2 separate regions of the Homo sapiens genome follow, and region 1 is linked to region 2. The links are chromatin loops, found by intact Hi-C in ENCODE. Cell type or tissue: heart right ventricle. All regions are shown on one strand. Region 1 has its middle 170 kb from the start of NUAK1. Region 2 overlaps NUAK1 (NUAK family kinase 1).

Region 1 (5,000 bases), 170 kb before region 2:
CATTCTATCCTCTTGATTATCGAAGCTCTCCTCTGCTGAGGTCAACCTTTGGTGAGCATTTATGTTGAACACAAATGTCTTCACATTTTTTGCCCATTCAGAGGGGTCTGTCCTCTTCCCCAAATTTTCTTCTTATCAATTTTTCTATCATATGCCTTCAAAATTGCTGATCATTCAGCCAAATTATTGGCCACAGCCCATGAATCAGTATATAATGATACATCTGGCCATTTCTCTTTCCAAGCAAAGTAGATGGCCAGGTGAACTTCTTGAAGCTCTGCCCACTGGAAGGACTTCCCTTTACCGGTGTCCTTCAGGGATGTCCCAGAAAGGAGCTATAGTAGTACAGCTGTCCCCTTTCAGAGGATGCCTGCATATCATAAAGAACCATCTGTAAACACCCCCCAAGCTTCTCTTCCTCTGTCAACAACTGTAGGAAACTTCCCACAAGGCCATAGGTACACGCTGGGAGAGAAAAGGCAGTGGAGCAGGAGTGGGGACCATGGGCATTTGGGCCACTTCTTCATGTAACTTATCTGTGCCTTCAGGACCTGTTCATATCCAATCATATAAATACCAGTTCCATTTGATAATGGAATGCTGCTGTGCACACCAAACTTTGTGGCTAGGTGGCTCAGATAATATCCAGTTCATGATGCGTAGCTCAGGTTGCATGATAACTTGAGGTGATTATAAATGCAGGTGGCCCTTAGTTAAGTATTTGATCTCTATTAAGACTGTATAGCAAGCCAAGAGCTGTTTCTCAAAAGGAGAGCAGTTATCTGTGGGTAATAACAATGCCTTGCTCTAAAACCCTAAAGGCCTGTGTTGCAATTCACTTACAAAGGCCTTCCAAAGGCTCCAAACAGCATCCCTATCTGCCACTGACACTTCAAGGACCAATGGATCTACTGGATCGTATGGACCAAGCAGCACAGCAGCCTGCACAGTGGCCTGGACCTGTCGCAGAGCCTTCTCTTGTTCTGGGTCCCACTCAAAACTAGCAGCTTTGCAGGTCGCTCAGTAAATGGGCTGGAATAACACACTCAAATGAAGAATATGTTGCCTCCAAAACCCAAAGAGGTCCGCTATAAACTGGATCCCGCCAACTGTTTCACCTCCTCTCCTATTCCTACTCTTCTTTGCCCACTTTGCTGGAACCACAATGTCTCTTTGCTAACCCTCAAACTGGCAAACGTGCTCCAGACTCGGGGCCTTGTGCCTCTCTGTTCCCTCTGCTTGGCATGTTCTTTTCTCCAATATGCAAATGGATTAGTTCTTTGCTCAAATGTCATCCTCTTCCTGAAGCCATCACTAACAACCTGTGACACTTTCAACCCTGCCTTGCCTGACATTTCCAGTCTACCATCCCTGCTTTTATTTTTCTCCCCAGCACTTTATTAAATTACATTTAGAATTATACAGTTACATAAAGAATTATATAACGTGCTTATTTGGCTTACTGGCTATGTCCCCCCAAACAAAATGTAAGGTCCTGGAAGTCAGGATTATTGTCTATTTTGCTCACTTCTGCATTCACAGTGGGCAGTACCTGATAAGCATTTGGCACTCGATAAATATTACTTTAACAAATATACGCAGAATCCAAGCCCAGTGCAAAGGCCTATGGCACAAATTGAAAGCACAAATGCATTCAGGGACTAAGCAGTCACAAGAACACTGTAAGTGGCAGGAAGTGGGATGTACCAGAGACCCTGCCCACTGAATGCTCGCTCAGCTTCCGCTGACTGTTGTTGCAGAAGAATGTAGGCATAAGTGGACCACATCTTCACTTTTTTTCCGAAAGAAACAAGAAATATTTTAATGCAAAAATCTAAAGATTTTGTTACTGATGACTAGGTCTCTGGCCTAAGAAGTCAAAGAAAATGGCCTGGCCCTGCGTAACATGTGGCTGAGCCCAGTAATCCCTCCAGACCTGGACATCCTGTCCAAATGGTGGCCTTCAGAATAATATCTGAGCCCAAGCAAGCCCCACAGAGACCCCCCCAAGGCCAGCACCCTCATCCCAGAGGCATAGGACATTCTTCTCTAGGTTATGTGGGACCAACATTCCACAGATATCTCACTGGGAAGCCACAGAAACAGCAGTCCTAGGAACCAGATTCAACTTTCTAGTTTATTCCTCGCTCAGGATTTGGAGGCAAGGCAAAACACTTTGAACTTATAAAGCCTCCAGGGACCTCAGATCATTTGGATGAGGGCAAAGAGGGAGGAATCTTCAAGAAAACGATACAGAACTTCTACTAACGGGGATATGAACAATTGTTCACTGGAAGAATGCAGGAGATTTGATTACACTTGCGCTCTGAAAAGAAGTGGGTCATATCATTTATATAAATAAATATTTGGCACAGACTCTGAAGTTGTCTGACTCCACTTCTATTTTTGTAAAATGGGGATAATAATAGTACTTACCTCATAGCACTGTTATGATAATGAGATAAATGAATACATTTAAAGTGCTTAGAATAGTGCCTGACATATAGGAAGCACTTAATAAGTGTTGAGCATTATTTTTATTACTGTTATAATTCCATTCAAATAGCTTAATCTTCTATCTTGCTGCCTTTAACTTTATTCTCATAAACATCTGAAAATCTAGCTGCCAATACCCCTTATAAATGCAAAAATCCTCCACAAATACTAAAAAATCAAATACAGCAGTACAGAAAAAGGATGGTACAATCAAGTGGATTTTGTCCTGAAAATGCAAGGCTGGCTCAACAATAAAAAATCAATGTTATTTGCCATATTAACAGATTAAAGAAAAAAAATCATGTGATTATCTCAATACATTCAAATAAAGCATTTGAAACATTTAACATCATGATCAAAACTCTCAGTAAACTAAGAATAGAAGAGAACTTCCTTAACCTAATAAAGGGCATCTACAGGGAAAAAAAAAAAAAAAAACAGCTAACATTATATTCAATGGTGAAAGACTGAATTCTTAGCCTGTCAGATTGGGAGCAAAACAAGGGTGAAAATGTCTGCTCTAATCATTCCTTTTCCTCCTACTGGAAGTCCTAGCCAGTGCAATAAAGCAAAGAAAAAAACTGTGAGGCATATAGCAGAAATCAAACTTTCTCATCTCAAAGTATGTGATTATTCACATAGGAAACCCCAAGGAATCTGCAAAAATGCTACTGAAAATAAGGAGTGAGCTTAACAAATCTGAAGCGTACAAAGTTAATACTTAAAAAAATCAATCTTATTTCTGAATACTGGTAATAAACAACTAGGAATTGAAATTAAATAAACAGAACCCTATATAATAACACCAAAAATAATAAGATACTTAGGTATAAATCTAACAAAATATTGCAAGACCTATATGCTAAAAGCTAAAATACACTGATAAGAGAAAAAGAACTCTCAGTAAATGGAGAGATACGCTGCATTCATGGATTAGAACACTTGATCTTATTAATATGTCATTCTCCTCAAATTGATTCAACACACTAGAGATTAAAATCCTGGCAGGCTTTTTTGAGATGACAAAAAGCTGATTCTAAAAATCTTTATAGAAAGGCAAAGAAGCTAGAACAGACAAAATAATTTTAAATAAGAAGAACAAAGTAGGGGAGTCCACACTACCTGATTTTAAGACTTCCTATACAGCTACAATAATCAAGACATTGTGATCTTGATTGGCAAAAAGTGGTATTGGCAAAAAGTGTGACACATAAATCAATGGAACAGAATGAAGAATCCAGAAATAGACCCACCCAAATATGGTCAATTGATTTCTGGCAAAGGTGCAAAGGCTATTTAATAGAGAAAGGATAGTCCTTTCAAGAAATGGTGCTGGAAAAATTGGATGTTCATGTGCAAAAGAAAGTGGACTTCAACCTATATATATATATATCTCACACTTTATACAAAAATTAACTCAAAATGAGTTACATACCCAAGTGGAAAATGTAAAATAATAAAACCTTTAGAAGAAAATCTTTGTGACTTAAGATTAGGCAGAGTTCTTAGAAATGACACAAAAGCATGGTAAAATGGACTTACTTAATCAAAAGTAAAACTTTTACACTGTTAAAAGAATGAAAAGATAAACTAAAGACTGGGAGAAGAATATCTGGAAATTATACATCTAATAATGGACTGGGAGGCAGAATATATTAAAAACTCTCAAAACTCAACAGTAGGAGAACAAACAACTCAGTAAAAAATGGGCAAAAAATTTACGCCGACACTTCATCAGAGAAGATGTACATATATATGTATATGACAAATAAGCACACAAAAAGATGCTCAGCATCATTAGTCATTAGAGAAATGTCAATTAAAACCACAGTGAAATACCAATACATACCTATTAAAGTGGCTAGTATTTTTTTTTTAAAGACAGCCTGACAATTCCAAGTACTGACAAGAATGCAGAGCAACTGCAACTCTTATAAACTGCTAGTTGGAATATAAAATGGTGCAACCACTTTGGAAAAACAGTTTGGCGTGCACTTACCATATGACACAAACCCACTCCTAGGCATTTACACCGCCCCCCCGCCCAACAAATATATATCTACATGAAAACCTGTATGTAAATGTTTACAGTAGTGTTTATACTAATTTTATTCATAATTACTAGAAACTGGAAACAAGTCAGATGTCTTTCAACTGGTGGATGGATAAACAAATAAATCTGCATGTTGGGTTACAAGTCAGCAATTAAAGGGAATGAACTATTGATACATACAACATAGATGAATCTCAAATGCATCATGCTAAGTGAAGAAAGCTAGACTCAAAAAGTTGTCTGATTCCATTTCTATGACACTTTAAAAGGGAAAACTACAGGGTTGGACAGTGCATCAGTGGTTCAGGGACTACAGGTTAGGGGATGAGATCAAGAGGTTTGCCCATAGTGGGGCAGCAGGAAGGAATTTAAGGAGATGATAGAATTCTTCTGTATCCTAAATGTGATGGTGGTTACATGACTTAATTTGTCAAAACTTACAGAAATATAC
Region 2 (5,000 bases):
AATATCCTCCTCTGAAAGTCCCTATGGTGCTGGACACATTGTTAAGCACACATTAAATACATCTATCTGGTTTATTGCTAGATTGAAAAGAAGAGCAGGTGTGTTGAGCCCCAATGTGGGGATGTTAGGTCTTTCTTATGGGGAAGCTTCAGCCACAGAGTATTGACAAGTGGTAGCTAAGAGGAAGAAGAAAGCAAGCTACCACCAGGGCTGCCAAGCAGGGATGTGCAGATCATACATGCACAAGGCACCAGCCGATGGGCAGGTGAATGGGCCCCAGCCCGCGTCGTTCTCACAGAGCCGCTAGTAGGAGAGGGGCTGCTTCTGGCCAGGACAGAAGCCTTTTCATATGTATCCACCTGGAGGAGGCCTTTTTTTAATTTGCACAAAGGTGCCTTGTAGAGTAGCAATCGCCCTGGCTGCATCTATTGTGTACCTACTGTGTGCCAGGCACCAGGCAAAAGGCTTAGCTATGTCACCTCGGTGCTTCCTCTCAACAATCCATAAAAGAAGAACTATTGTGAGCCCTAGCAAAGAACCCAGAGGTTAAAAATTAGTCACTAGCCCAAGGTCACACAGCTCTCAAGGGGTGGGCTGGCATACAGACACAGGCAGCCTGGCCCTGGGGCTCTCTATGTTGACCATGGTTGGCAGGAGATTGTCTTCGCTTCTTTCACAAAATGAGCATGAGATTTCTGTGGAACCAGAGGTTGGAATCTTAGAGGCCTGAGAGATAGAGGCTTCCACCCCTTTCCCACTCTCCACCCTGAGCCCCCCCCTTTTTAAGTTATTACCAGCTTTATTGAGATGTAATTCACATATCATATAATTCACCCATTTAAAGTGCACAATTCAGGGGTTTTTAGTATATTCGGAGGGGTGCAACCATCATCACAATTTTAGAACATTTTCAGCACCCCCCAGAAAACTCCACACCCATTAGCAGCTACTCCCAATTTACTCCCAACCCCACCCGCAGGCCCACTCATCTACGCTGTCTCTATGGATTTGTCTCTTGTGGACATTACATACAAATGGAATCATACAATCTGTGGTCTTTTGTGTCTGGCTTCTTTCACTGAACATAATGTTTTCAAGGTTCATCCATGCTGTCACATGTATTAAGTACCTCATTCCTTTTTACTGTTGAATAACAGTCCAAAAATATTCCATAAATAAAATTATGGAATAGATCATAAGTAATATTCCACAAATGAAATGGATGTGCCAGCTTTTATTTACCCATTCATCAGTTCCTTCCACTTTGGGGCTCTTACTAATAATAATGCTCTATAGACATTTGTGTAGAAGTTTCTGTGTGGACATATGTTTGCATTTCTCCTGGGTAAACCTAGAAGTGGAAATGCCCAGCCCTGGTTTTCACATGCAGTTAAAAGTTTACCGAAGAGTTTCGCTGTAAAGCCAACATCTGGCTGCTCCTGGGCTGTTTCCAGGGAATTTTATCAATTCAGCCAGACTCCATTCACGGTGGGTCATCAGGCCCAGCCCCTCCTACTCTGAGGCCTGGGATCCTCTCATTCCTGTGCTCTACAATGTCGTCTGGGCCAGCACGATGATAAATGCATTCTGCTTTAAAGCAGATACTTCACAAATCATAACTTACAGATGCTCCAGGACTTTCATGTGGGAAAGACAAATGAGACTTCTGCTGTCTGACTCTGGAGCCACTGAGGACAAGAAGCCACGGCCAGAAACCTGACAAACCCTGGATATACGTCTCTCCCTAACAAATGCATGTGCAAACGTAACAGAAGGGGAATTCGTGCAGAAAAGGGTCTGCCTGTCTTTTCAGACATTGCTCTGTAACCTGCCATTCATTTTCAACCGTTGTCTTTCCTTCCCCACAAATCTAAAGTTCCTTGAGGTCAGGAAAGATAACGTACAACTTCGACACCTCCCAAGATATTCTCTCGCTCAATGTATTCACTTCAGTTCCATCCTACAAGCCTCTGTTGAGGACCTACTATGTGCTTGGCACCATGTGAGGCATTGACAATAAGTATCTTTGCAGGATGGATTCAAGACACACAGGACACAGCGACAGACAAGATACCTTGACTCAAACCCTTATCTCCTGCTGCTTCCCAGGAGGAAGCAAGATCAACACACACTGGCATGGTGTGGGGGCATTTTTGTCTGCAGGCAGGGAAGTGAACCAGCTTACCCCTCAAAGCCCCCTAGGGACTCCAGGGTCTGAGGCTGCTTGGGAAACAAAGGACTCTGTATGTGTCCAGGTGAAGAGCTCCCTGACCTGATTCATTACAACAAACTCCTCGAGGTCCAACAAACAGACCAACAAACAGATGGCTCACCAGAAGCAGGCACATCTCTTCTCCCTAACTTGGCTCTGATTCTTATCTTCCCAACCTCAACTCTTGCAAAAACTCCCTGCTCCAAGCCAGCACACCAAACTGACGGGCTCAACACCCCACTGTGATCAGAACCCAGCTCAGACCCCTCTAGAGGAAGAGTTAAGGTCAAGGTCTCTGCATTCACATTGCCTGGGTCCAAACCTGGCTCTGCTGCTGCCTGTGACCTTGAGCAAGCTAGTTAACCTCTCTGTGAGTCAGGTTCTTCATCTAGAAAATGGGATGATAGCAGAATTGTTATAAGGATTAAATCAGTTAACATGCACCTAGCATGTTATAAGCACTCAAGAAGTATTAGTTGCTATTATTTGCATTAGCATCAATTATTATTATTACCCCCATCTTACCTTACCAATCCTGCCCTCCCATTGTGTCCCAGCACAAACCCTGCATTCCAAGCCACCTGGAATATTCACCTTCCCCCAAACACAAGTGAATGAATGCCTTGGAATGCCCCACATTCCAATCCTCTGAAACCCAAATCAAGGGTCATTTTCAACAGCACTTGTCCTCCCATTAGCTGGAGAACACTTTCTAATCCCACAGTATACCCTGGCCCCTCCTCTAGATACCCTTCCGGAAGGGTGGGCGATCACCCCATGGCTGCTCTTCTGGCACCATTAGCAAAGAACCACACCCAAATCCAGAGGTCACCAGCTGTGCAACATTAAGGAAGGTTCTCAATTCCTCTAGCAGCATTGGGTTTCCAAACAAACTCCATCCAAACAAACAAACACCATCCAGCTGTCTGACCCTTGGCAAGTTACCTAACCTCCCTATGTGTCATTTTCCCCATCTGTAAAATGGGTCTCACTATTTTACACCTCACAGGGTTGCTGTGAAAGTTAAGTGAGGGAAAATGTCTCTAAAGCACTTAGCACAGTGGGATGCACCACAAGCTCTCAAAAATATCAGCTGGTAGTAAATAATGGTAGCAGTAGAAATATGATTCTGTCCAGGATCAAACTCACTTTCATGAGCTAAGCTTCAATGAACTGTTGTCCAACTTGAAAATCACCTGAAACAATCCTCTATGGAAGAGTTACTCATGCCTAGTAACTACTTCTGCCTTCTCTTTCACCAGGCTGGAAGCTCCCTGGGTCTTACTCATTTCTATGTCTCAGCATTTAACATGGTGAGTAGCACATGGCAGATGGCAATAAATCTTCATCGAACTGAACAGAATTAGTTTGCAAGTACATTTCACCTTTGCTACTAGATTATAAGTTCTTTAAGAGTGAGGCCCATGTCTTTCTCTAGTAAAGATTTATTAAATGAGTGATGGAAAAATACCAAACCAAGAATCGGGTTTCTAAGATCCAGCTCCGTCATTCAAGACCTGTGCAACCTCAACAAAGTCACTTAACACTTCTGCGCCTTACTGGTCCCACCTCGAAGATGACAAGTTTGAACCACATGTTTGCCATGGTCCCTTACACTCTAAAACTGTATTTGGGCCTTAGCTGCAACATGGCACTTCTGCCACCGTGCATGTGACGTCAACACACCTCCTGGCTTGGCAGGCCAGTTTGCTAATTTGCCTCCCTGATTTGCAGTTTTCCAGCAGGAGGCTATGAATAGCTTTGGGTGCTTAAAACACCCATTTTTGGTCAAAACACTTGGCTTGCTAGGTGAGGATGCCCCATCACCCAAGCTAATGCTCTAGTGGCCAGGGGCACCAGGGCAGACTGTGGGGGAGGGGCACACATTGCCCACCAGTCCTGCCACTCCCATCCCAGACTCCCCCCCAGGGACCCTGCCTCCAGCTCACACCACACCACCTACTGCTCACTAGAGATAACCTGGTACAGTGAGGAAGTTGAACTTGGCCCCTTGACATCGAGGTGATCACAGGACATAAAATTGTGTGGCTTTGGTTTTGGGATTTTTGGCAACGCTTTGTGTGGCCTGTAGGTCCAGGGAGCTTAGCTCAAAGAAAATGCATGCCGAATTATGACACAGAGGCTCACCCAGTAGGCCTGCCCAAAACTGTATCAAAACCAAAGTTGTGCAATAAACAAGGCCCAAATTCAAGACTTGAGAAATGTGTTCAGATCCTATCTGAATCTGGCTAATTATCTCATCTTCCTATGGACACACCTCCCTAATTAATTTGGTATTTATTTTATTACTCTGAAAAGTTGATTATTTCTTCTATCTCTCTCTGCATGATACAATGCATTGTCTCTCTGATGGTCTTAAAATCTAATGAAATCCTAAAATGAGATGAGAAAAAAAATCTGCTAAAAGGAGGAACTAAATTGATTAATGTCCCCTTTTGAGGTTTTATATAGATCACTGTATTCAGTTCTCACAAGTCTATGAAGTTGGTACTCTTAGTAGCTCATTTTACCGATGAAGAAGCTGAGGTTTCAAAAAGTCACATAGCTTGCCAAAAGACACAAAGCTAGTAGGGGATAGATCAAGGATTTGAATGTAAGCCAGGGCTCTTTGCCTTTCTGCAAGAGTGCCTCATTTTTGAGCTTGTTCATCTCTGGAACAAGCCACTCTGAGTCCTGGTCTCACGGACATGCTTTAGCAGAGGCTGCAAGACTGCAGGAGAGTGCCTGGACGACACACAGGGTCGCACCAGCTGACTCCAAGCATCTC

Evidence for each region. Hi-C counts contacts between places; a loop is a spot of excess contacts. Peaks named below come from ENCODE experiments on the same cell type or tissue, not always from the same donor. Only the 100,000 strongest peaks of a DNase experiment are listed, where the experiment ranks them.
Region 1: a loop joins it to region 2, with 4 times the contacts of the local background. A loop is called at or near these places in 22 of 110 quality-filtered maps.

The regions. Positions count from the first base shown.
Region 1 is chr12:105,965,173-105,970,172 of GRCh38, forward strand. No RefSeq gene overlaps it. Among named protein-coding and RNA genes, the nearest start is that of NUAK1, 170 kb to the right of the region's middle. In heart right ventricle, no CTCF peak of the experiment used is centred here; a DNase peak (open chromatin) is centred at 1,991; H3K27ac peaks cover 2,911 bases.
Region 2 is chr12:106,130,391-106,135,390 of GRCh38, forward strand. The region is part of intron 1 of NUAK1 (NUAK family kinase 1); the gene reads right to left. Among named protein-coding and RNA genes, the nearest start is that of NUAK1, 6.1 kb to the right of the region's middle. RefSeq lists enhancers at 1-274, 275-1,024, 2,046-2,888, 2,889-3,732, 3,733-4,575 and a silencer at 1,241-1,535. In heart right ventricle, no CTCF peak of the experiment used is centred here; no DNase peak of the experiment used is centred here; H3K4me3 peaks cover 770 bases; H3K27ac peaks cover 5,000 bases.